Linked DNA regions of Homo sapiens: region 1 is linked to region 2. A link is a loop called in an ENCODE intact Hi-C map of the cell type or tissue named here. Cell type or tissue: CD14-positive monocyte. All regions are shown on one strand. Each heading gives the region's core, and the rest is flanking DNA. Links, peaks and the distances in the headings are about the cores only. Region 1 overlaps TRIM33 (tripartite motif containing 33). Region 2 has its middle 34 kb from the start of BCAS2.

Evidence for each region. Peaks named below come from ENCODE experiments on the same cell type or tissue, not always from the same donor. Only the 100,000 strongest peaks of a DNase experiment are listed, where the experiment ranks them.
Region 1: a loop joins it to region 2, with 4 times the contacts of the local background. A loop is called at or near these places in 2 of 110 quality-filtered maps.

Annotation. Positions count from the first base shown.
Region 1 is chr1:114,476,946-114,488,865 of GRCh38, reverse strand. All of the region lies in intron 1 of TRIM33 (tripartite motif containing 33), which reads left to right. Among named protein-coding and RNA genes, the nearest start is that of TRIM33, 28 kb to the left of the region's middle. RefSeq lists enhancers at 5,963-6,032, 10,638-11,138. In CD14-positive monocyte, for the core only: no CTCF peak of the experiment used is centred there; a DNase peak (open chromatin) is centred at 6,085; H3K4me3 peaks cover 685 bases; H3K27ac peaks cover 2,942 bases.
Region 2 is chr1:114,541,241-114,553,160 of GRCh38, reverse strand. No RefSeq gene overlaps it. Among named protein-coding and RNA genes, the nearest start is that of BCAS2, 34 kb to the left of the region's middle. In CD14-positive monocyte, for the core only: no CTCF peak of the experiment used is centred there; a DNase peak (open chromatin) is centred at 4,740; H3K4me3 peaks cover 437 bases; H3K27ac peaks cover 589 bases.

The DNA.
Region 1 (11,920 bases), core at 1,410-9,409, 64 kb after region 2:
TGTAGAGATGGGTTCTTGCTATGTTGCTGGGGTGGGTTGTTCTTTTTCAAGATCGTTTTGGTTCTTCTGGATCCCTTGAATTTTTTTTGGTTTTTGTTTTTTAAAGGACAGATCTTGCTCTGTTGCCCAGGTTGGAGTGCAGTGATGCGATCATAGCTCACTGCAGTCTTGACCTCCTGGGCTGAAGCAGTTCTTTCACCTCAGACTCCTAGTAGCTGGGACTGCAGCCGCATGCCACCACGCCTGGCTAATTTTTTAATTTTTTGTAGAGATGGGGTCTTGTATTGTTGCCCAGGCTGGTCTTGAACTTCTGGGCTGAAGCGGTCCTCCCGCCTCAGCCTCTCAAAGTGCTAGGATTACAGGTGTGAGCCACTGTGCCTGGCCTCCATCTTCTTTTAATGTACTTACATTATTGTGTTTGAAGCTTCTTGTATTAATAGATAGCATTACTGTTAGATTATGGTTTAAGTTTATTCACTCTTCTGGTCTTTATTTAGTTCATGTGTTTAGGAGTATTTAAGGTATGTAGGTATATTTAAGGTAATTATTGATGTGTTATGGCTTAAATATGTTATTGTTTTCTGTTTGTTTCCTTTGTTTCTCTTGACTTCGTTTGAGTTACCTAAAGTTCTTTTTAAGATTCCGTCTTTATTTATGGTGGTTTTGTGTAGTTTATAGTTTTTGGAGTGCTTTGAATAGCGTCTTAGATATCGCAACGTTTATTTGTAACTTAAAGTCTTTGTATTGACATTTTACCATTTGGAGTGAAGTATAGACGTTTTACTTCTAGTTAGGTCCCTTTACTCTTCCTAGTTTTAAAATGATTATCTTTAATTTTCTGTCTATATAGATGACCAGATAATATATGATCTTTTTTATAAGCTCTCACATGATTTAAGAAATCCATGAGAAGAAATCTATTATATTTACTCTCATTTTTTTTTTTTTTTTTTTTTTTTTTTGAGACGGAGTCTCGCTCTGTCGCCCAGGCCGGACTGCGGACTGCAGTGGCGCAATCTCGGCTCATTGCAAGCTCCGCTTCCCGGGTTCACGCCATTCTCCTGCCTCAGCCTCCCGAGTAGCTGGGACTACAGGCGCCCGCCACCGCGCCCGGCTAATTTTTTGTATTTTTAGTAGAGACGGGGTTTCACCTTGTTAGCCAGGATGGTCTCGATCTCCTGACCTCATGATCCACCCGCCTCGGCCTCCCAAAGTGCTGGGATTACAGGCGTGAGCCACCGCGCCCGGCCTATTTACTCTCATTTTTATCATTCCAGTGTTCTTTTCCAAAGATTCAAGGTTCCTTCTGTTAACATTTTTTTTTTCTGTTACGGCAAGTTTTCTTTAACCATACATGCTTTTAGGGGTATTAGTGACAAATTTTTATATATTTTTTCATCTGAGAATATCTTTAGTTGTCCTTCATTCCTGAAGGGTATTTGTTGAATATAGAATTTGCATTTCTGAGTTACTTTCTTTCAGCCTTTGAATGATGTTGAGCCAGGTTGTTTTTTTTTTTTTTTTTTGGCCTGCATGGTTTTACATGAGAGATCCACTGTCATTTGAATAGATGTTCCTCTGCAAGTAAAGTGGTCATTGTCTGCTTTCAAGATTTTTTTCTTTATCTTTCAGAACTTTTATGATGTATCTTGGTGTGGATTTATTTGGGTTTTTCTTATTTGGCATTAACTCAGTTTTTTTATATGTAGGTTTATGTATTTTGTCAAATTTGGGACATTTTCAGTCATTATTTGTTCAAGTAATTTTTTTTTTTTTTTTGAGACAGAGTCTTGCTCTGTTGCCCAGGCTGGTGTGCAATGGCGTGATCTTGGCTCACTGCAGTCTCCATTTCCTGGGTTCAAGTGATTCGCCTGCTTCAGCCTCCCAAGTAACTGGTACTACAAGCGTACGCCACCATACCTGGCTAATTTTTGTATTTTTAGTAGAGATAGGGTTTCACTATTTTGGCCAGGCTGGTCTTAAACTCCTGACCTCAAGTGATCCACCTGCCTTGGCCTCCCAAAGTGCTGGGTTACAGGTGTGAGCCACTGCACCCGGCCTGTTCAAGTAATTTTTAAATTTTATGTACTCCTCTCCTTCTGGAACTCTGCAGCTCTGGTGACAGCAATGCTAGCTAGCTAGTTTTTTATTGTTCCACAGGTTCTTGAGACTGTGTTCTGTTTTTCTTTTCTTTTCTTTTGGTCTCTTGATTTTGCCTGAAGGTCAGTTATTCTGTTGCCTGTTATCTTCTCTTGTCTATTGAGCCCATTTATTGAGTTTTAAATTTTTGGTTTTTGGGTTTTTTTTTTTTTTTTTTTTGAGATAGGGTCCCACTGTGTTGCCCAGGCTGGAGTGCAGTGGTGTGATCTTGGTGCCACGACACCGGCTAATTTTTGTATATTTTTTGTTAGAAACGGAGTTTCTCCATGTTGGTCAGGCTGGTCTTGACCTCCTGACCTCAAGTTATCTGCCCGTCTCCATTTCCAAAGTGTATTTTTTAATCCTATAATTTCCATTGGTCTTTTTTTTCTATAACTTTCATTTCTTTTCTATTTTCCATTTGTTTTAAGGACATTCGTATTGCCGTTTTAAGATGAGGTCTTACTCTGTCGCCCAGGCTGGGGTTCAGTGTTGCGATCTCAGCTCATTGCAACCTCTTCCTCCCGGGTTCAAGCAATTCTCCTGCCTCAGCCTACCAAATAGCTGGGACTACAGGTGTGTGCCACCATGCCTGGCTAGTTTTTGTATTTTTAGTAGAGATGGGGGTTTCACCGTGTTGGCCAGGCTGGTCTCGAACTTCTGACCTCAAGTGATCTGCCTGCCTCAGCTTCCTAAAGTGCTGGGATTACAGGTGTGAGCCACTGTGCCTGGCTTATATTGCTTTTTGAAGCATTTTCATAATGGTTCCCTTAAAGACTTTGTCAGATGTTTCTAATATGTGATATCTGATCATCTTGGTTTGGGCATGTACTGATTGTCTTTTGTCAGTTATGATTTTCCTGGTGTTTGACAAATAATTTTTTGAGTATATTGCAAATATTTTGGATATCACATTCTGAGACTTGCGATTCTATTTAATCTTCATTTTTTTCCAGCAGTCTTTCTACTGAGGTATAACATAAAGGCCAGGTAGGGTGTATGTTCACCTTCCCCTTGGGCCTCCTGACACCACCCTGGCAAAAGTGGAGTGCTGACTTTCTCTGCCATGTTGCAGATAGGTGAGATGAAAGTTCAATTTCTCCCTTGGTCCTTCCTGATGAAGTGGGGTACCAACTCATACCACCTTGTCACCTCTGATTTAGGGTTTAAGTTCAGTTCCACTGAGCCCTTGTGATACCAGGGAGGGAGGAAATGTAGGGCTAACTCATTCCACTGGATTGCTACATAATAGGGGTGGAGTCTCAGCTTTCCACTTGGATTTTATCATACCAGGCAAAGGGATAAGAAGTGATGATTTGCCTGGTCTCTTACCCCCTTATTCCTTATTATTGCCAGGTGGGAGTAGAAGTTCAGCTTCCTGCTATTCCCTACTGATATTGAGGAGTAGGAGATTTTTTTTTTCAGTATTTTTAGTTTTAAAAAAAAAATGGGGGCTTCAATTAAAGTCGCCTTTATTTAAGATCCCAGCAGTGGAAATACTGAGTTCTTTTGGTCCTAACATTTTACAGATTATAGTCGTGAGATTATGGAATCATGACTCACTAAATTCATGCTTTTAATTCCTATTCTCTGCAAGGCAGTGTTAGATTATCTCTGCTCTTGGGAGTTTGGAGTTTTGGAGACTTTAATAAACACGTACTTTTTTTTTTTTTAAAAGACAGAGTCTCACTCTGTCTCCCAGGCGGGAGTGCAGTGGTGTGATCTCGGCTCACTGCAACCTCCGCCTCCCAGGTTCAAGTGATTTTCGTGTCTCAGCCTCCCGAGTAGGTGGGATTACAGGCATGTGCCACCACGCCTGGCTATTTTTTTGTGCATTTTTGTATTTCTTATTTTTATTTTTGGAGGTGTAGTCTCACTCTGTCATCCAGGCTGGAGTGCAGTGGTGCGATGTGGGCTCACTGCAACCTCCACCTCCTGGGATCAAGCAATTGTCCTGCCTCAGCCTCCTGAGTAACTGGGACTACTGGTGCACACTGCCATGCCTGGCTAATTTTTCTTTATTTTTAGTAGAGACAGGGTTTCACTGTGTTGCCCAGGCTGGTTTCGAACTCCTGAGCTCAGGCAATCTGTCTGCCTCGGCCTCCCAAAGTGCTAGGATTACAGGAGTGAGCTACCATGCCCAGCCTAATTTTTGTATTTTTAATAGAGATGGGGTTTCACCATGTTGACCAGGCTGGTCTCGAACTCCTGACCTCAGGTGATCCACCCGCCTCAGCCTCCCAAAGTACTGGGATTACAGGTGTGAGCCACCATGCCCAGCCTAAACACACATTTTTAAAGATGAAAAGGATGACCAGTATAATTCTTGCAAATGAAACAATTTGCAGGTCAGAGTCTTGATGGTTAGTTAGCCAAGTTTTTTTTATTTTTTTACCAGTTCAATTAAAAAATTATTTAGAAAAAGTAAAACGTGGGCATGGTTAGAGTTTCAAACAGTATAAAAGAATATAAAATAACTCATTTAAGTCTGTAAGTTTCCAAAGTATGAAATGCTGACTATCTCATCTTTATTATAAAATTTGAAACAACACACTAACAAGCTCTTAAGAGCTCCTTGAATTTTGTCTGGCAGACCATTATTTCAAAATAAAACATCTTTTTGCAAACTCAGTTATGTACATTTTTATTTAGCACAACTGCCTGCTTAACATCTTTTCTTGAGTGACCCAGATGTGTCTCAAATTTACTGTCTCTAAACTTGAACTAATTGTAGTTTCCAAACCTCCACTTACAAACTGTAACAGTCATCTCATTGTTCCGGTTTCCTAAACCAGAAATTTGGGCATCGTTTTCATCTCCTCTTCTAATACTCCTCTACTCCTCAGTCTGTAGTTTTCTAGTAATATTTTATCTGTGATGTCTTTGTCTTATGTCTTTGGTAACAGGGTGATATTGGCCTCTTGAAATATGTTTTTTCTTCTCTATTTTCTAAAGAGTTTGTTTGAGGTTTGTATTATTTCTTCCTTGAGAGAATTCACCATTAAAACCAACTGGGGCCGGGCACGGTGGCTCACACTGTAATCCCAGCACTTTGGGAGGCTGAGGCGGGTGGATTGCCTGAGCTCAGGAGTTTGAAACCAGCCTGGGCAACATGGCGAAACCCCGTCTCTACTAAAAATACAAAAAATTAGCTGAGCGTGGTGGTGGGTGCCTGTAGTTGCAGCTACTCGGGAGGCTGAGGCAGGAGAATCACTTGAACCCAGGAGGCAGAGGTTGCAGTGAGATCATGCCACTGCACTCCAGCCTGGGCCACAGACAGAGACTCCATCTCAAAAAGAAAAAAAAAAAACCCAACTGGGTCTGGACTTTCCTTTTTGTAGATTTTAAATTACTGATCTAGTATTCAGATTGAGTTTTTCTATGTCTTCTTGAGTCAGTTTGGTAAAAATTTTTTTTTTCAAGACAGGGTCTTGCTTTGTAGCCCAGGCTGGGGTGCAGTGGTGTGATCGCAGCTCTCTGCAGCCTTCATCTCATAGGCTCAAGCAGTCCTCTTGCCTCAGCTTCCTGAGTAGCTGGGACTACAAGTGTGCACCATCGCACCTAGCTAATTAAAAAATTATTTTTGTAGAGACAGGGTCCCACTGTGTTACCCAGGCTGGTCTCGAACACCTGGTCTCAAGTGATCCTCCCATCTCAGCCTCCCAAAGTGCTGGGATTACCTAGCTGGTAATTTGTATTTTTAAAGAATTTGACCCATTTTGTTTTAGTGGTCTAACTTGGCATAAGAGGTTCATAGTTCTATTAGTCCATTCTGACACTGCTATAAAGACATACCTGAGACTAGGTAATTTACAAACAAAAGAGGTTTCTCTGGTTCTTCCTGCTGTGCAGGCTTCTGCTTCTGGGGAGGCCTTAAGAAACAATCATGGCAGAAAGTGAAAGGGAAGTTAAGCACATCTTCATACGGCTGACAGGAGGAAGAGAGAGTGAAGGGGGAAGTGCTGCAGACTTTCAAACAACCAGATCTCATGAGAACTCAGTTACTATAATGAGAACAGCAAAGGGGAAATCTGCCCCCGTGATCCAATCACCTCCCACCGGGGCCCTCCTCCAACATTGGAGATTACAATTCAACATGAGATTTGGGTGGGGACACAAATCCAAACCATATCAGTAACATTTTGGCAGGATCTCTTGTTAAGTCTTATATTTCATTTTTGGTTTTGGCACAATGTGCTCTCTTTTCTTTTTAGATCAATACCAATCTGTCTTCTCTATCTCCCCCCATCTCCCTCCCTGCACTCATTTTCCCATCTAGGTAATTGTTTATCAGTTGTTTTCAAAGAACCAGCTTTGAGTTTCGTTCCCCTTTCTTCCCTATTCATAGCTACTCTGATCTTTATTTCGTCCTATGTAATGTTTTCATTTGGTCTTCTTTTTCGAGCTTAATGAGGGGCATGTTGAGATGATTGCTTTTAGATGTTTTTTTCCTTTCTAATATATGTCTTTGAAGCTATACATTTCTCTCTAAGTTCATGGTGTTAAATGTGGTACCTAATGGCCATATGTGACAAAATTAAGCGTAAATGAAATTGATGATTTACTTCCTTAGTCACTGTTGTCACATTTCAGGTATTCAGTAATCATGTGTGGCTGATGGCTGCCATATTAGACAGTGCAGATATAGAACATTTTGTCATGGCAGAAAGTTTTGTTGGACTAATGGCCTGTAATCCCAGCTCTTTGGGAGGCCGAGGTGGGCAGATCACCTGAAGTCAGGAGTTCAAGACCAGCCGCGCCAACATGGTGAAACCCCATCTCTACTAAAAATACAAAAATATTAGCTGGGCATGGTGGCGCACATCTGTAACCTCAGCTACTAGGGGGCTGAGGCAGGAGAATCACTTGAACTGGGTAGGCGGAGGTTGCAGTGAGGTGCGATCACGCCACTGCCCTCCAGCCTGGGCGATAGAGTGAGACTCCATCTCAAAAGAAAAAATAAATGTTTAAGCACTCTTTCAGCTGTATCCCATGGGGAGGAAAAAACCAATATAAAAAAATATATATATACACACATATATATATATATACACACATATATATACACACACACACACACACACACATATATATATAGTTTTTTTTCTTTTTTTTTGTTTTTCTTGGGTTTTTTTTCGGACAGTGTCTCACTCTGTTGCCCAGGCTGGAGTGCAGTGGCGCAATCTCAGCTCACTGCAACCTCTGCCACCCAGATTCAGGCGATTCTCCTGGCTCAGCCTCCTGAGTAGCTGGGATTATAGGCGTGTGCCACCGCACCCAACTAATTTTTATAGTTTTAGTAGAGATGGGGTTTCACCATCTTGGCCAGGCTGGTCTTGAACCCCTGACCTCGTGATCCACCACCTTGGCTTCCCAAAGTGCTAGGATTACAGGCGTGAGCCACCACATCTGGCCTATGGTTTTAATTTTGTGTTTGGTTCATTTACATTTATAATTGTTACATGTATCTGATGTATTGATTCTTTAACATATAAAATGCTTCATTTTACTTAGTAATATGCTTTGAGAATCTTTTTTTCTTCTTTCTTTTTTGGAGACAGAGTCTTACTCTGTTGCCCAGGCTGCAGTGCAGTGGCGTGATCTTGGCTCATTGCAACCTCCGTCTCCTGGGGTTCAAGCTATTCTCCTGTCTCAGCCTCCCGAGTAGCTGGGATTACAGGCATGCGCCACCACACCTGGCTAATTTTTGTATTTTTAGTAGAGACAGGGTTTCACCATGTTGGCCAGACTGGTCTCAAACTCCGGACTCCAAGAATCTTTTTTTTTCTGATGTTAGTGTGACTACTCCAGCTGTCTTATGGCAACAGCTTTCATGATTTTATCTTCTCCTCTCCTTTTACTTTATCCCTATTTATTCATGATTTTATCTTCTCCTCTCCTTTTACTTTATCCCTATTTATGTATTTGAATCTAAAAATGTTTCTTTCAGAGGATATATAGTTGGATTTTACTTTTTATCCAGTTTGACAATCTCTTCTTTTCATTGGAGTGTTTACTCAGTGATATAGTTGGATTTAGGTATGCCATTTTGCTAGTTGTTTTCCGTGTGTCATTTTTGTTCTTTTCCTTCTTTACTGAGACTTCTATGTTTACCAATATTTTTAGTGTACCTTAAAATTTTCTTTTAGTTTTTGTTTTAGTTTTAACTCTTGCAATTATGATATCTCTCTTTTTTTTTTTTTTTAAGGCGGGGCAGGGCCTTTTCACTTCTTTTTTTTTTTTTTTTTTTAAATTGATCATTCTTGGGTGTTTCTCGCAGAGGGGGATTTGGCAGGGTCATAGGACAATAGTGGAGGAAGGTCAGCAGATAAACAAGTGAACAAAGGTCTCTGGTTTTCCTAGGCAGAGGACCCTGCGGCCTTCCGAAGTGTTTGTGTCCCTGGGTACTTGAGATCAGGGAGTGGTGATGACTCTTAAGGAGCATACTGCCTTCAAGCATCTGTTTAACAAAGCACATCTTGCACCGCCCTTAATCCATTTAACCCTGAGTGGACACAGCACATGTTTCAGAGAGCACAGGGTTGGGGGCAAGGTCATAGATCAACAGCATCCCAAGGCAGAAGAATCTTTCTTAGTACAGAACAAAAATGGAGTCTCCTATGTCTACTTCTTTCTACACAGACACAGCAACGATCTGATTTCTCTATCTTTCCCCACATTTCCCCCTTTTCTATTCCACAAAACCGCCATCATCATCATGGCCTGTTCTCAATGAGCTGTTGGGTACACCTCCCAGACGGGGTGGCGGCCGGGCAGAGGGGCTCCTCACTTCCCAGCAGGGGCGGCCGGGCAGAGGCGCCCCCACCTTCCGGATGGGGCGGCGGCCGGGTGGAGGCGCCCCCTTCCTCCCTCCCGGACGGGGCAGCTGGCCGGGCGGGGGCTGCCCCCCACCTCCCTGCTGGATGGGGCGGCTAATTATGATATATCTTTAACACCACAATTCACTTCAGGACAATACTACCTTCATTTTGTTAAAATATAGCAACTTTGTTCCACTGTAGCTCCATTTCTATCTTTTGTATTGTTATAGTCATGATTGTTACATTTATATAGTCTGGTTTTATTTCCTGTCATCCTGACAGACTTCCTTTAGATTTTTTGTGGTACAAATATGCTAAGTGTGACTTTCTCTCAAATTTTGTTTACCTGTGGCTGTTTTTATTTTGCCTTCATTTTTGAAGGATATTTTTGTTGCATATACAATTCTTGGTTTATAATTTGTAGTTTGAATATGTCATTTTATTGCTTCCTGGCCTCCATATTTTTAATGAAAAGTCAGATGTTGATGGATTGGTTTCCTTGATGAATTATTTTTCTCCTGGTTTTCAGCAGTTTGACTGTGATGTGTTTGGTTTGATTCATTTCGTGTTTATTTTGTTTGTGGTTCTCTCCCCTTTTTGAATCTGCAGATTAATGTGTTTCATCAGGTTTTGACATTTTCCACCATTATTTCTTCAAACATTTTTTCTATTTCTTTGCTCTTATGTCCTGTGACTTTTATTACATTTATGTTGGGAGCTTGACATTGTTCTACTGGTTTCTGAGGATCTGTTCTTTTCTCGTCAGTCTTTTTTCCTCTCTGATTTTTTTGATTGGATTGAAATTAAATTTTAATTTATCCATCTACAAGTTCACTCAGATCTTTTTTTGTTTTTTGAGATAGAGTTTCACTCTTGTTGCCCAGGCTGGAGTGCAATGGTGCAACCTTGGCTCACTGCAAACCTCTGCCTCCTGGGTTTCAGCAATTCTCCTGCCTCAGCCTCTGGAGTAGCTGGAATTACAGGTGCCCACAACCACGCCTGGCTAATTTTTTGTGTTTTTAGTAGAGGCAGAGTTTCACATGTTGGCCAGGCTGGTCTCGAACTCCTGACCTCAGGCGATCCACCTACCTTGGCCTCCCAAAGTGCTGGGATTACAGGAGTGAGCCACCACGCCTGGCCTGAAGTGTATTATTGAAGCCCAGATATGTAGTGAATTTTTTATTTTGCATGTACTTTTAATCTGTGTGGCTTCTTTTTATAGTTCGCTCTTAAGACTTCTTATTTGTTGAGGCTTTGCCATATTATTTTATTATTTGAACACTGGTTCCTTTTTATTCTTTTAAAATATTTATAATAGTTGCTTTGAAATCTTTGTTTTTATTCTCACTTGGCCTTTAGTTTTTTCAGGGCTTTCTTGTGTCTCCCTTTGGTATGTGCAGTGTCCCAATTAGCCATGTCTGTATAGAGAGTTGATCTTAGCCCTTCCGTGACTCTCTCATTTCAAGTTTCTTTGTATTAATGTGGTTGATCTGCTGCTTGCTGTGTGACCCCCAACCCAGGTATAGCAAAACCTGTTCTTTCCAGACAGATACTAATTTATACCTGGCAAATCTCATGTTTTCGCATTCACCTCTCTCCCCAATTGATTCTACCGTGTGTGACAGCAAAGCTGCTGTTTTTATGGTCAGCCCCATTCTAGTAAAACTACTGATTTTTCAGACCAGACTTTAGGACTAAATGGGGACCATGGGAGCATCCTCAAGCAAGAGGGCCAGTGCCTTTCATTGCTTTTACCTGAAACTTTAGCAGTCTTTGTAGAATAAGTGTGTCTCATTTTGCATGACAGTAGTTGATTCCCTGTGGTCTGAATTCGTTGTTTGCTTTTTTTCTTTGTGACAGTTTTGTACAGTTTTATACTTTGTCTTTGAAGAGAGGATTTGCTTTCCCTTGTGCCATTATTGAAAGTGGTCCAGCTGTTAATTTTTTTTGTACCTTCATTTTGTTGTAAACTTATCTTTTAAATTTTAGTAGTCTTAAAAAATAAGTGACATCTCAGGTATCCTGTGTTTTCTAGAACTGCAGTGTCCTGTACCATAGCAACTAGTCACTGGTGGTGATTTAATTTTTAGTTATCTAAAATGAAATTTTAAAATTTAGTTTGTTGGTTCCACTAGCCATTTTGCAAGTGCTCAGTGGCCAGTGTTGTATTGAGTACTGCATTGAACAGTGCACATACAGCACGTATCCATTATTGCAGAAAATTCTGTTACACAGTGATGCTCTAAAATCTTTGAGATGAATAGTAACTTGTAATAATAGCTTACATTTTGTGAGCACTTAGTGTGTGTCACATTTTATATGTATAAACATGTAGTCTTCCCAACAACCTTTGAGGTAGGTACTGTTATCCCTGTTTTGCAAAGGGGAAACTAAGACTCAAAGATTAAGGAATTAACAGCTCTGAAGGGGTTGAGATTTAAATCTGTGTAGTCTGGCTCCAGAATCTGTTCCATTAATAATTTTGTATATTGCCTCTTTGGTAAATGACATGCCTGGTTTCTGACTTGAATAGAGAAGTGTTTTTGTTTTTTTTTTTTCCTTTAAGGTTTTGCTAGCTTTAAATGCTATTTAATATTTTGGTAAATGATTCTTTCATATTTAGGTTGTTTGCTTCTCTTTTTTAGTGTTCTTACTAAAAATGTCTGAATTTTATCATATGCCACTTTAACATCTGTTTATATAACCATATAGTTTTCTTCTTCAGTTGTTTTGATATGATTATTTTGTTAAATTTCTTTCCGTTGAATAATCCTTGAATTCTTGGTAAACCTTACTGATCATAATATTCTTTTGACAGATTGACAGAATGTTTGCTAATATTTCATTTAGAAATGTAGAGTCAATACGCTGGAGTGGTCTGCAGTTTTCTTCTTTTGCATTGCCTTTGGTAGGTTTTAATAGTAAAACAATGTCGGGCTCTATAAAATGAATTCGGATTT
Region 2 (11,920 bases), core at 1,500-9,499:
TGTTTATCCTTCAAGGAAGAGGTTAAGGATAGTAGGCTCTCTGCAGTCTTCTCCATGATGCAGAGGTATATTCATCTTTATACAAATTTTTTAAGTTGCAGACATTTATCTCAAAATAGAGTAGGCTGGGCATAGTTGCTCACACCTGTAATCACAATACTATGGGAGGCCAAGGCAGGTGGATTGCTTGAGTCCAGGAGTTCAAGAACAGCCTGGGCAACATGGCGAGATCCTGTCTCTACAAAAAATAGAAATATTAGCCAGGCCTGGTGGCATGTGCCGGTAGTCTCACTTACTTGGGAAGCTGAGCTAGGAGGATCACTTAAGCCTGGCAGGTTGGGGCTGCAGTGAGCTGTGAGTGTGCCGCTGTACTGCAGAGACCCTCTCTCAAAAAAAAAAAAAAAAAAAAAAAAAGAGTAACTATTACCAAAAAAAAAAAAAAAAGGATGAAGTTGAGATATATGCTGGTAACAGAAAGATATTTGTGGTAGGCAGTTTCTACAGTGGCTCCCAATTCCTGCCTCCGATATTAACACCGTTGTATCATCTTTTGTGTGTGTGGGCTGGACCTAGTGACTTGCGTCTAACAAGTAGAATATGGCAAAAGTGATAGAGAGTCACTTCTGAGATTAGATGATAAGAGACTGACTTTCACTCTACTCTCACTCTCTGACTCTTGTGTTCCTTCTGATGAAGCAAGCTGCCATGTTGTGAACTGCCCTATGGAGAAGTCCATGTGGCAAGGAACTGAGGGTGGCCTCCAGCAGACAGCCAGAGCAAAACTGCACTCCGTGGTCCAATGGCCTGGGAGAAGGTGAATTCTGCCAACAACATGAGCAAGCCTGAGTCTACTGCAGTCCCAGGCGACACTTTTTCTTTTCCTTTCCTTTTCTTTTCTTTTCTTTTTTTTTTTTTTTTTTTTGAGACAGTTTCACTCTGTCACCCAGGCTGGAGTAAAGTGGCACAATCTCTGCTCACTGCAATGTACGCCTCCTGGGTTTCAAGCGATTCTCCTGCCTCAGCCTCCTGAATAGCTGGGATTACAGGCACCTGCCACCATGCCTGGCTAATTTTTATTTTTATTTTATTTATTTATTTTTTTTGAGACTGAGTCCCGCTCTGTCGCCCAGGCTGGAGTGCAGTGGTGCGATCTCAGCTCACTGCAACCTCCACCTCCCAGGTTCAAGTGATTCTCATGCCTCAGCCTCCCGAGTAGCTGGGATTCCAGGTGTATGCCACCACGTCCTGCTAATATTTGTATTTTTAGTAGAGACGGGGTTTCACCATGTTGGCCAGGCTGATCTCAAACTCCTGACCTCAAGTGATCCACCCACCTCAGCCTCCCAAAGTGCTGAGATTACAGGCATAAGCTACCGTGCCTGGCCTAATTTTTGTATTTTTAGTAGAGACAGGGTTTCTCCATGTTGGCCAGGGTGGTCTCGAAATCCTGGCCTCAAGTGATCTGCCCACCTCAGCCTCCCCAAAGTGTTGGAATTACAGGCGTGAGCCACCGGCCTGTTTTTTTTTTTTTTGAGCTGGGCTTTCACTCTATCACCCAAGCTGGAATGCAGTGGTGTGATCATAGTTCACTGCAGCCTTAAATTCCTGGGCTCAAGCAATCCTCCTGCTGGGCAACATTTTGACTTGCAGCCTTTTGAGAGATCCTGAAACAGGAGCCCCAACAAAGCCACATCCAGATTCCTGATCCATAGAAACTGTGAGATAATAAATGTTGTTTTAAGCCACCAAGGTTTGGAGCAATTTGTTATGCAGCATTAGATAACAAATAACAATACTATATTGCTAAGTGAAGGAAGTTGCAAAATAGCATATATATATATATACACACACACACACACTGTCGTCGCATTTGCACATAAAAACACAATTACATGTTTTTTCTATATAGTCACATCTCTTTTTACTAATTTTCACGTTAACTAAGAGGTTATTTGCATTTATGTAAGGTACATAGGGTAGACAAACTCATAGAGATAGAAAATGGAATGAGAGTTGCCAGGGGCTGGGGAAATGGGAAATGAGGAGTTGTTTAACAGGTAGAGAAGAGTTTTAATTAGAGACGATGAAAGTTCTTTGGATGGATGGTGCTGATGGTTGCACAACAATATGAATGTATTTAATGCCAGTGAACTGTACACCTAAAAATGTAGAAAATGGTAAATTTTACGTTACGTATATTTTACCATAATTTTTAAAAACCACAAAATGGGGAAAACATTTAAAATGAGACAATCTAATAATTTAAAAGGTTTTTATATATTACATTTTTTAAAAAAGATCCTATTCACCCTTTTTGAACAAATTCTAGTGTCTACATTGCAAAGGTTATCCTCTGACCAACTTAAAACTTAGGGTTTTAAGAGGGATGGTACGCCTGAAAAATCAGCCTTCTTTTCTCAAGTTCACATTCAGCAATGGGCTGGAGTTATCACCAATTACTTGCACTTAGTGAGCAGGCAGACACATAGCTACCATTTCCAGTGCTAGAGGGGAACCAAGGCTTTAAAAAAAACTCTAAGAGAATGGCAAGAGAGCTTCTTGAAAGATCTGATGGTATCTCAACCCTCATCAGGTAAATTCAGCAAAAGTCATCTGACCTCAGGGGGGAACCTGCAGAGCAGGGAAGCTGACCTCTCTATCTGAGTATGCGGCTGTGTCCTCTATGTTTTCAAGCTGTTAAAATTCTTGTGTGTTTACCTACATTAAAGAAACTTGTATTGTTGGCTTGGCTCTGTTGGTGTCTTTTAGTTAATCATACCATCATTGCTTTTTTTTTTTTTTTTTTAAGAAATGGTCTCGCTCTGTCGCCCAGGCTGGAGTGCAGTGGGACAATCTTGGCTCATTGCAACTTCTACTTCCCAGCTCAAGCGATCCTCCAGCCTCAGCCTCCCAAGTAGCTGAGACTACAGGTGCAAGCCACCACATCCGGCTCATTTTTTCAGTTTTTGTAGAGACCGGGTTTTGCCATGTTGCCCAGGCTGTTCTCCAACTCCTGAGCTCAAAGTGATTGGCCAGCCTTGGCCTTTCAAAGTGCTAGGATTACAGGTGAGCCACCATGCCCAGGCCATCATTACTTTTTTACATCTATACAGACTGGTATCAGAAGTGAAATTGGCTCAAAGTCCTAGCTCCTAAAGTAATTTGGGGGAATTTTTATGAAATGCAAGCAGAGATAAATGCTGCAAGATTTCTAGGATGGTTCTCAGATCATCCTTAGAGCAGGAACCCCAAAATGTTGTGACTTTTTATAGTAGAGAGGTATCAATTCACTGTCCACTCACATCTTGACTTCAAGTGGTTTGGCACAGTAAATTGAAAACATATAAACATTTGATGAGGCCAAAAACATAATCTATGGGTGCTTCTATCAGTTTTTGCTAGAGTAGCCCAGGTTCCTGGGGTTTTCTTCAGGTTCCCAAGGTTTTCTAAACAAGTTAACTAAGCTTATAAGAGAAGGAAATTATTAGCTGGGAGTGGTGGCACCTGCCTGTAATCCCAGTTACTTGGGAGACTGAGGCAGGAGAATTGCTTGAGTCCAGGAGGTGGAGGTTGCAGTGAGCCAAGATCACGCCATTGCACTCCTGGGCAACAGAGCAAGCCTGGGCAACAGAGCAAGACTCCATCTCAAAAAAAAAAAAAGAACGAAATTTAAACCAGTAGACACTGATATCTGGGATAAAAATACCTGAGTTAAAAAACTAGTGATTTGAAGAAAGACTGAGGACTCATTCAAGCCACAACTAACACTAGATTGAGCAACTTCTCAAGCAGAAACTGGGTAACCGCTGAGGCTGTGGAATTGAGAGGGGATGAGAGTGGTGCCAAAGTACGCTGACTCTCACTGGCCCCACCTTTCCTGGCAGTACCGAGAAAACCAAGGAGGAAGGGAGGTGAGCAAGTCATAGCTAAGGGGAAAATATTAAGTTAGAACAGCAATAGGACATTTTGGGGACACACTTGGGTATTACAGATTTACATAATATTGCATCAATTTTTTATTTCATGGGTAAGATAAAGGTATTGTGGTCTTCAAAGATACGTGCTGGAGTGTTTTAAGGATGAAGCGTTATGATGTTTAGGACTTACTTTCAATGGTTTCAGCAAGAAAAAAAGACATGCATAAATAGGAAGATAGATAATAGATGATAAGCATATATATATATATAACACAAATATAGCACAATACTAGCAACTGGATAAATCCAAGTGAAAAGTATGTGGGTGTTTATTATACTATCCTTTCATCTTTTCTGTAGGTTTAAAATTGTTCAAAATTAAAGTTTTTTTAAAATAATTTAAACTGCTGTGAATAGCTTTGTTTCAATATGTGTGAACTACTTTTGCTACTCTCAGAGACAAGGCTGAAATACATTATGACCTTGGAGCTCTGTCGTTTGTGAAAACTAACTGAAATTAAAAAAAAAAAAAAAATATATATATATATATATATATATATAGTAGAGGCTGGATGCAGTGGCTCATGCCTATAATCCCAGCACTTTGGGAGGCCAAGGCAGCACAATCACTTGAGCTCAGGAGTTCAAGAACAGCCTGACTAACATGGTGAAACCCCATCTCTACTAAAAATACAAAAATTAGCCAGGCCTGCTGGTGCTCACCTGTAGTCCCAGCTACTCAGGAGGCTGAGGCAGGAGAATCACTTGAACCTAGGAAGTGGAAGTTGCAGTGAGCTGAGATTGCGCCATCGCACAATTTGCATCGCACAATTTGCACAATCGCCATCGCACAAGTTGCAGTGAGCTGAGATTGCGCCAGCCTGGCCGACAAAGCGAGACTCTGTCTCCAAAAATAAAAAATAAAAAAATGGTGGAAAACTTCAAGCTAAAGAAAGTGAAGTGAATGTTTACATTTATTTCTACTACCTCCCAAAATCACACTACAACATTTAGTAAAAGTTTTTTGTTCTTTGTTTTGTTTCAAGGCATAAATCCACAAAGACAAAGAAAATGAGAGATGAGACAACAGCAAGAAATTGGAGAAGATGGAATGCAAATGGAAGAGGGGTAACTGATTCAACAGATGCAAAGAAGCTAAACCTTAAACCAACAGTGAGAAAGCAAAATATGAAAGTTAAAAAGCAGTTTTGTTTATCCACACAACCTTCTGGACCCAGGATTTGGTAGCACCAGTGACCTCTGGGAGTGGGGGTGACTGTGAGGTAAAAAGTGAAATTGGGCCAGGTGCGGTGGCTCACGCCTGTAATCCTAGCACTTTGGGAGGCCAACATAGGCTGATCATTTGAGGTCAGGAGTTCGAGACCAACCTGGCCAACATGGCAAAGCCCTGTCTCTACTAAAAATACAAAAATTAGCGTGCTTCTGTAGTCCCAGCTACTCTGGAGGTTGAGGCAGGAGAATTCAAGCAATTCTCCTGCCTCAACTCCCAAGTAGCAAAGGCGGAGGCTGCAGTGAGCCGAGATCGTGCCACTGCATTCCAGCCTGAGTGACAGAGTGAGACTCTGTCTCAAAATAAATAAATAAATAAATAAATAAATAAATAAATAAATAAATAAAATAAACACAGATATAATAATATTATTTAAATGTACAGTCTCAATGTCCCCCAGATGTCTTTATGGCTCTTCGAATTTAACTTTAAGAAGGAGTTAGACCCTGTTCTACCTTAACTTTAAAGAAGCAGTGAAAGGCTCAAATCCCCATCTTCAATACAAGCTGGCTGGGCAGACAGAAGGCAGAAAGCATGTTTTCCAAAAAGGGGGAAAATAGAGAATTGCTTGACTGGGAACACCTAGTACTGTCAAGGGCAAGGATTCAATCTTGAAAGAAGAAAGATTAAGTGAGAGCTTATATACTTAGGAAGAATCCCTCAGCCCTCTTTCCCCACTCTGCTAGCAGCCTCCTTCTGGAAGGAGATTATAAGGGTCTTTGCTGGCAAAATCTGGTCTGGCCGAGAGAAAAGATCTAAAGATCTAAAGACATCATTGAAATGAACCAGCTAGATTACTCTACAGTGAAGGGCAGAGTTGACAGGCCCCATCTACATGCACAGGGTTTTCTAGAAAATTTTTTGTGCTCCCTCTGTAAAAGTTGAATAAAGAATATGTATTAGATGGCCAGGAACAGTGTCTCATTCCTGTAATCCCAGCACTTTGGGAGGCCTAGGTGGGAGGCCAGGAGTTTGAGACCAGCCTAGGCAAAATAGCAAGACCTTGTCTCTCAAAATAAATAAATAATAATATGTATTATATATAGTATTGTATCAATGTTAAATTATCAGAATGTGAAATTATATTGTGTTTGCATCAATTCCTAGCCAACTAGGAAGTCAGGGGGAATAGTAGCTATAAAAGACCACTCTTACTTCTGACACCAACTGCAAGTCTGGGAGTTCCCCAAACCATCCTCAGGTTGATAATCCTCTACAAGGACTCACAGAACTCACTGAAAACTACTATATTCATGGTAATAGTTTATACAGGAAAAACATACAGATTAAATTTAGCTAAGGGAAGAAGCGCATAGGGCCAAGTCAGGGACGTACCAAATGTGGAGCTTCCCTCGTCCTCTCTTCATAGAGTCAGAACACATTACTCCGCGAATGAATAAGAGAATGAACACCCACGTACTTTTCACCGAGATTCATCCAATTGCTAGTATTGTGCTACGTTTGCAATGTCTCTTTCTCTATATATATATATATTTATATATATTACCTATCACCTACCTATTATTTATCTATCTTCCTATCTATGCATGTCTTTTTTTTTTCTTGCTGAAACTGTCTTCCAATGTTGATGTGTACAATATGCCCAAGTATTCCTAACCAGGGAAGCTCACCCAGGCCTAAGTGTTGAGAGTTTTACTGGGACTTCATTACATAGGCATGATTGACTAATTGTCCATGTGGTTGATCTCAAACTCCAGGTCAACTGATACTACATCAACCAGAGCCCCCACCCTTCCGATGAGAACATGGCCTAGAGAAAAAATAAAAATATAAGGAAAAAAAGAAAAAAAACCCTAAAAACCAAAGCGCCTTCACCCTAAATAACATGTGAGTCTTTCTGGTTTGGCCAGCCCCAGCCCTAAATCACATTGTTAGAATATCCAGTCTGACACAAGGTGCCCTGACAAAGACTGTCCCGTCAGGCATAACATTCCAAGTACCCAGAGATTACATCCATGAAGCCTAGGGCAAAGGCCAGAACTTCTACTTGGGCAAAGCCAAATTCTTTACTACATAGTGTTTATATAAGGTAACATCCTTATTATTGGAAGTGTGCTAAAGTTTTTCAGGTGAAGCACCATATTGTCTACAGCTAACTTCTAAATGCTTGAGCAAAAATGTGTGAGTGTGTGTTTATGCATGCACATGGGTTGACAGAGAGAGAAAGAAAACGTGTCAAACTGTGAACAATTCAAGGATTTAGGTCAAGGGTATATGGATATTTATTGTACCATTACAACTTTTCTGTAGGTTTTTTATTTTTTCAAATGAATATTGGGGAGGGATTTTAGTAGGCTTTTCAGTTTAATGGAGGGTACCTTTATCAGAATAAGAGATAGAAAGGTCTCACCTTTAATCTGATCTCTGCTCTGAAGGCTTTATTCAAATGACAGGTTTTACTGGCATTATACCTTTGATCTGAATTTGCCCTGAGGCACGTTAAAGCACTAAGGAGTTTTAATAATAGGTATGAAACCACCTCCTTAATGTGATCTTTGCCTGGAGAATTTTAATCAAATAATAGGTTTTATAGGGTATTTTTTCACTCAAAACTTTTATAAACTCTCATCTTTTTCTATTTAGGATCTAGAAGCTCAAATGCTGATGAGGATATGGAGCAAAAGAAATTCTCATTCATTGATGGAAGGAATGCAAAATGGTACAGCCACTGTGGAAGACAGTTTCTTACAAAACTAAACCTACTCTTATAATAGCATCCAGCAATTGTACTCCTTGGTATTTACCTAAATAAGTTGAAAACTTACATCCTTACAGAAACCTGCATACAGATGTTTATAGCAGCTTTAATTATGATTGACAGAACTTTAAAGCAACCAAGCTGTACTTCAACAGGTGAATGGATAAATTAACTCTGATATATCCAAAAAATGGAACATTATTCCATGCTAAAGAGAAATGAGTTACCATGTTCTAAAAAGACATGGAGGAAACTTAAATATCTATTACTAAGTGAAAAAAACAACCTGTAAAGGCTCTATACATATTGTACCATATGATTCCAACTATATGACATTCTGGAAAAGGAAGAACTATGAAGACAGTAAAAAATTAGCAATTTCCAGGGTTTGAGAGGAGGAAGAGATGAATAGGTACAGAACAGAGGATTTTTAGAGCAGTGAAACCATTCTGTACAATACTATCATGGTGGACACATGTCCTTATACATTTGTAAAAACCCATGAAATGTACACCAAAGTGAACTCTAATGTAAACTTTTGACTTTAGGTGATAATAAGGAGTCAGTGTAGGTTCACTGATTTTCACAAATATACCACTCTGGTGTGGCATGGCGATAGAGGGGGATGCTGTTCATATTTAGGGGTAAGGGGCATATGGAAACTCTCTGTACTTTCCACTCAATTCCTCGGTAAACCTAAAACTGCTCTAAAAAATAAAGTCTAAGAAAAAATTTTGGGGTCAGGCATGGTGGCTCGTGCCTGTAATCCCAGCACTTTGAGAGGCCGAGTTGGAAGAATCACTTGATCCCAGGAGTTCAAGACCAGCCTGGACAACATAAGGAGACCCTGTCTCAAGAAAGAAAGAGAGAAAGAGAGAGGGAGAGAGAGAGAGGCAGAGAGAGAGAAAGAGAGAAAGAAGGGAAGAAGGAAATAAATTTTCTGGGTCGGGTATGGTGGCTCATGTCTGTAATCCTAGCACTTTGGGAGGCCGAGGTAGGCGGATCACTTGAGGTCAGGAGTTTGAAACCAGCCTGGCCACCATGGTGAAACCTCATCTCTACTAAAAATACAAAAAAATTAGCCATGTGTGGTGGCGGTCACCTGTAATCCCAGCTACTCAGGAGGCTGAGGCAGGAGAATCGCTTGAACCCGGGAGATGGAGACTGTGGTGAGCTGAGATCGCACCACTGCACTCCAGCCTGGGCGACAGAGTGAGACTCTGTCTCAAAAAAAAAAAAAAAAAAAAAAAAGAATTTTTTGAATGCTGAACCCTTTAATGGGAAAGCATACTGTACTCTCTGTACTCTATTCCAAGGCAAATTGAATTTGAGAAGTCAAGGTATTTTCAGCTTCTCACTCTGGGAGACAATCCAGACCTTTTAGGAGTGGTGTCTTCGTTGTGGGCTAAGGTAATGCAGAAGCTAATTAAGTCTCTACTGTCCATCCTGGTGGCCACTAATCCTATGTGGCTACTGAATATTTGAAATATGGCTAGTATGAATTGAGATGTGGTGCAACTGTAATACACATTGGATTTTGAAGGCTTAGTACAAAAAAGGAATGTAAAATACCTCATTAATACATTTTTATATTAATTACATAGCAGAATGATATTTTGGGTATATTGAATTGAATATACCCAATTGAACAAAATACATAATTACAATTAATTAATTGATCTCACCTTTTTTTTTTTTTAATCAAGATGGAGTCTCACTCTCTCACCCAGGCTGGAGTCCAATGGCATGATCTCAGCTCACTGCAGCATCTGCCTCCCAGGTTCAAGCGATTCTTGTGCCTCAGCCTTCCAAGTAGCTGGGATTACAGGTGCCCACCACCACACCTGGCTAATTTTTGTATTTTAGTAGAGATGGGGTTTCGCCATTTTGGCCAGGCTGGTCTCGAACTCCTGACCTCAAGTGATCTGCCTGCCTCAGCCTCCCAAACTGCTAGGATTACAGGCGTGAGCCACCGCACCCAGCGTGATCTCACCTCTTTAAAAACTTTTTATATGTGGCAACTAGAAAATTTTAAACTATAGATGTAGTGCACATCATATTCTATCGGACAGTGCTGCTCTAAGCAGAAAATTCCTGCTGATTACTTTGGCAAGAGCAATTCACTAACAAACTTGGGCAGCTAAAAATGTGTTACTACAAATAAAAAGGTGTTACTAGTCTTGGCTAAACAAAGGTTCTGGAGGATACCCATTATTTGGTGCCCTACTTACATTTTGGAAAAACAATATTGCACCCAGGGGAATCTTCTTGGACCCTTTCCATCAAGTTATTCAGAAGAAAATGTAATTGTTTTTCTTTTTTTCTATTCTAGTGACAATTACACTGTCACTGGCAGTGTAGTTGCCCCAAATAATAAAAGAGCATGTATTTAATCCGTGCAAGGATGAATGTTTTATGAAGGGATAAAAACCTCTGGAAGTTACTTCAAAAAAAAAGTCTGGAAACTACTTATAAATATATTGAGACTACTTATAAAGAATATCTACATCTAATGTGAAATGAAATTGTAACTTAAATATACTGTAATCTATAAATGCTGTGGCTTTTACAAGCTGATTTTTCAGAACCTAGACAACATTATAAAAATATAAATCTAGGCTGGGTGTGGTTGCAGTGAGTGGAGATTGCACCACTGCACTCCAGTCTGGGCCACAGAATGAGACTCCATCTCAAGAAAAAAAATTTATTTATATATATATATATATATATATATATATATATATTTAAATCTACATACAGTTTTAAAGGACTATGATGATTCTTTTATCATGGTGGTAGATTGTATTTTCTAAATTCACAAAGAGATTTCAAACATTGAACTATATAATTATATAATAATAAATAATATATGTATTAGTAAGATGCTGTTAATCCAAACACTTATAATAAAGAAATTGGATTGCAAAAGAAAGGTGTTTGGGATAAAATATAAGTAGAGACACTAGTGCCAAGAAAAACAAAGACTTTAAACACAGTTTTTTTTTTCTTTTGGAGATAGAGTCTCACTCTGTTGCCCAGGCTGGAGTGCAGTGATGCAGTCCTGCTCACTGCCACCCCTGCCTCCCAGGGTCAAGGGATCCTCCTACCTCAGTTTCCCAAGTAGCTGGGATTACAGGCACATGCCACCATGCCCAGCCAATTTTTGTATTTTCAGTAGAGACAGGTTTCTCAATGTTGGCCAGGCTGGTCTTGAACTCCTGACTTCAGGTGATCTGCCTGCCTCGACCTCCCAAAGTGCTGGGATTACAGGCATGAGCCATCACAGCTGGCCTGTTTTTTTTTTTTTTTTTTTCAATTCATGTTGCTGCCTAACAAAGGTCTTTAAAATAGAGTTAACAGGGGCAGGATTATTTTGAATCAGGGTGATTCTCCTGCCTCAGCCTCCCAAGTATTATAGGTGTGCCCCTCAGCCTCCCTGGGATTACAGGTGTGCACCACCACACGTGGCTAATTTTTTATATTTTTGGTAGAGATGGTGTTTCACCATGTTGGCCAGGCTGTTCTCGAACTCCTGACCTCAAGTGATCTGCCCGCCTTGGCCTGCCAAAGTGCTGAGATTACAGGCGTGAGCCACCACACCTGGCCTAAGATGAGTCCTTTAAAACGGAAAGAAATTCAGATTGGCATAGGTTTCCCAACAGTGAAACTGAATACCAGAACACAGAAGAGTAATACCTTCACTGTACTCAAGGAAAGAAACTGATGGAAAGACTTTTTATTCAGACAAACTGTCCTTCAAACATAAAGGTTAGAGACAAACACCTTTTTTTAATTTATTTTTATTTATTTATTTATTTATTTTTTTGAGACAGAGTCTCAGTCTGTCACCCAGGCTGGAGTGCAGTGGCATGATCTCGGCTCACCGCAACCTCCACGTCCCAGGTTCAAGCAATTCCCTGCCTCAGTTTCCCGACTAGTTGGGATTACAGGTGCCTGCCACCCACGTCCGGCTAATTTTTTGTAGTTTTAGTA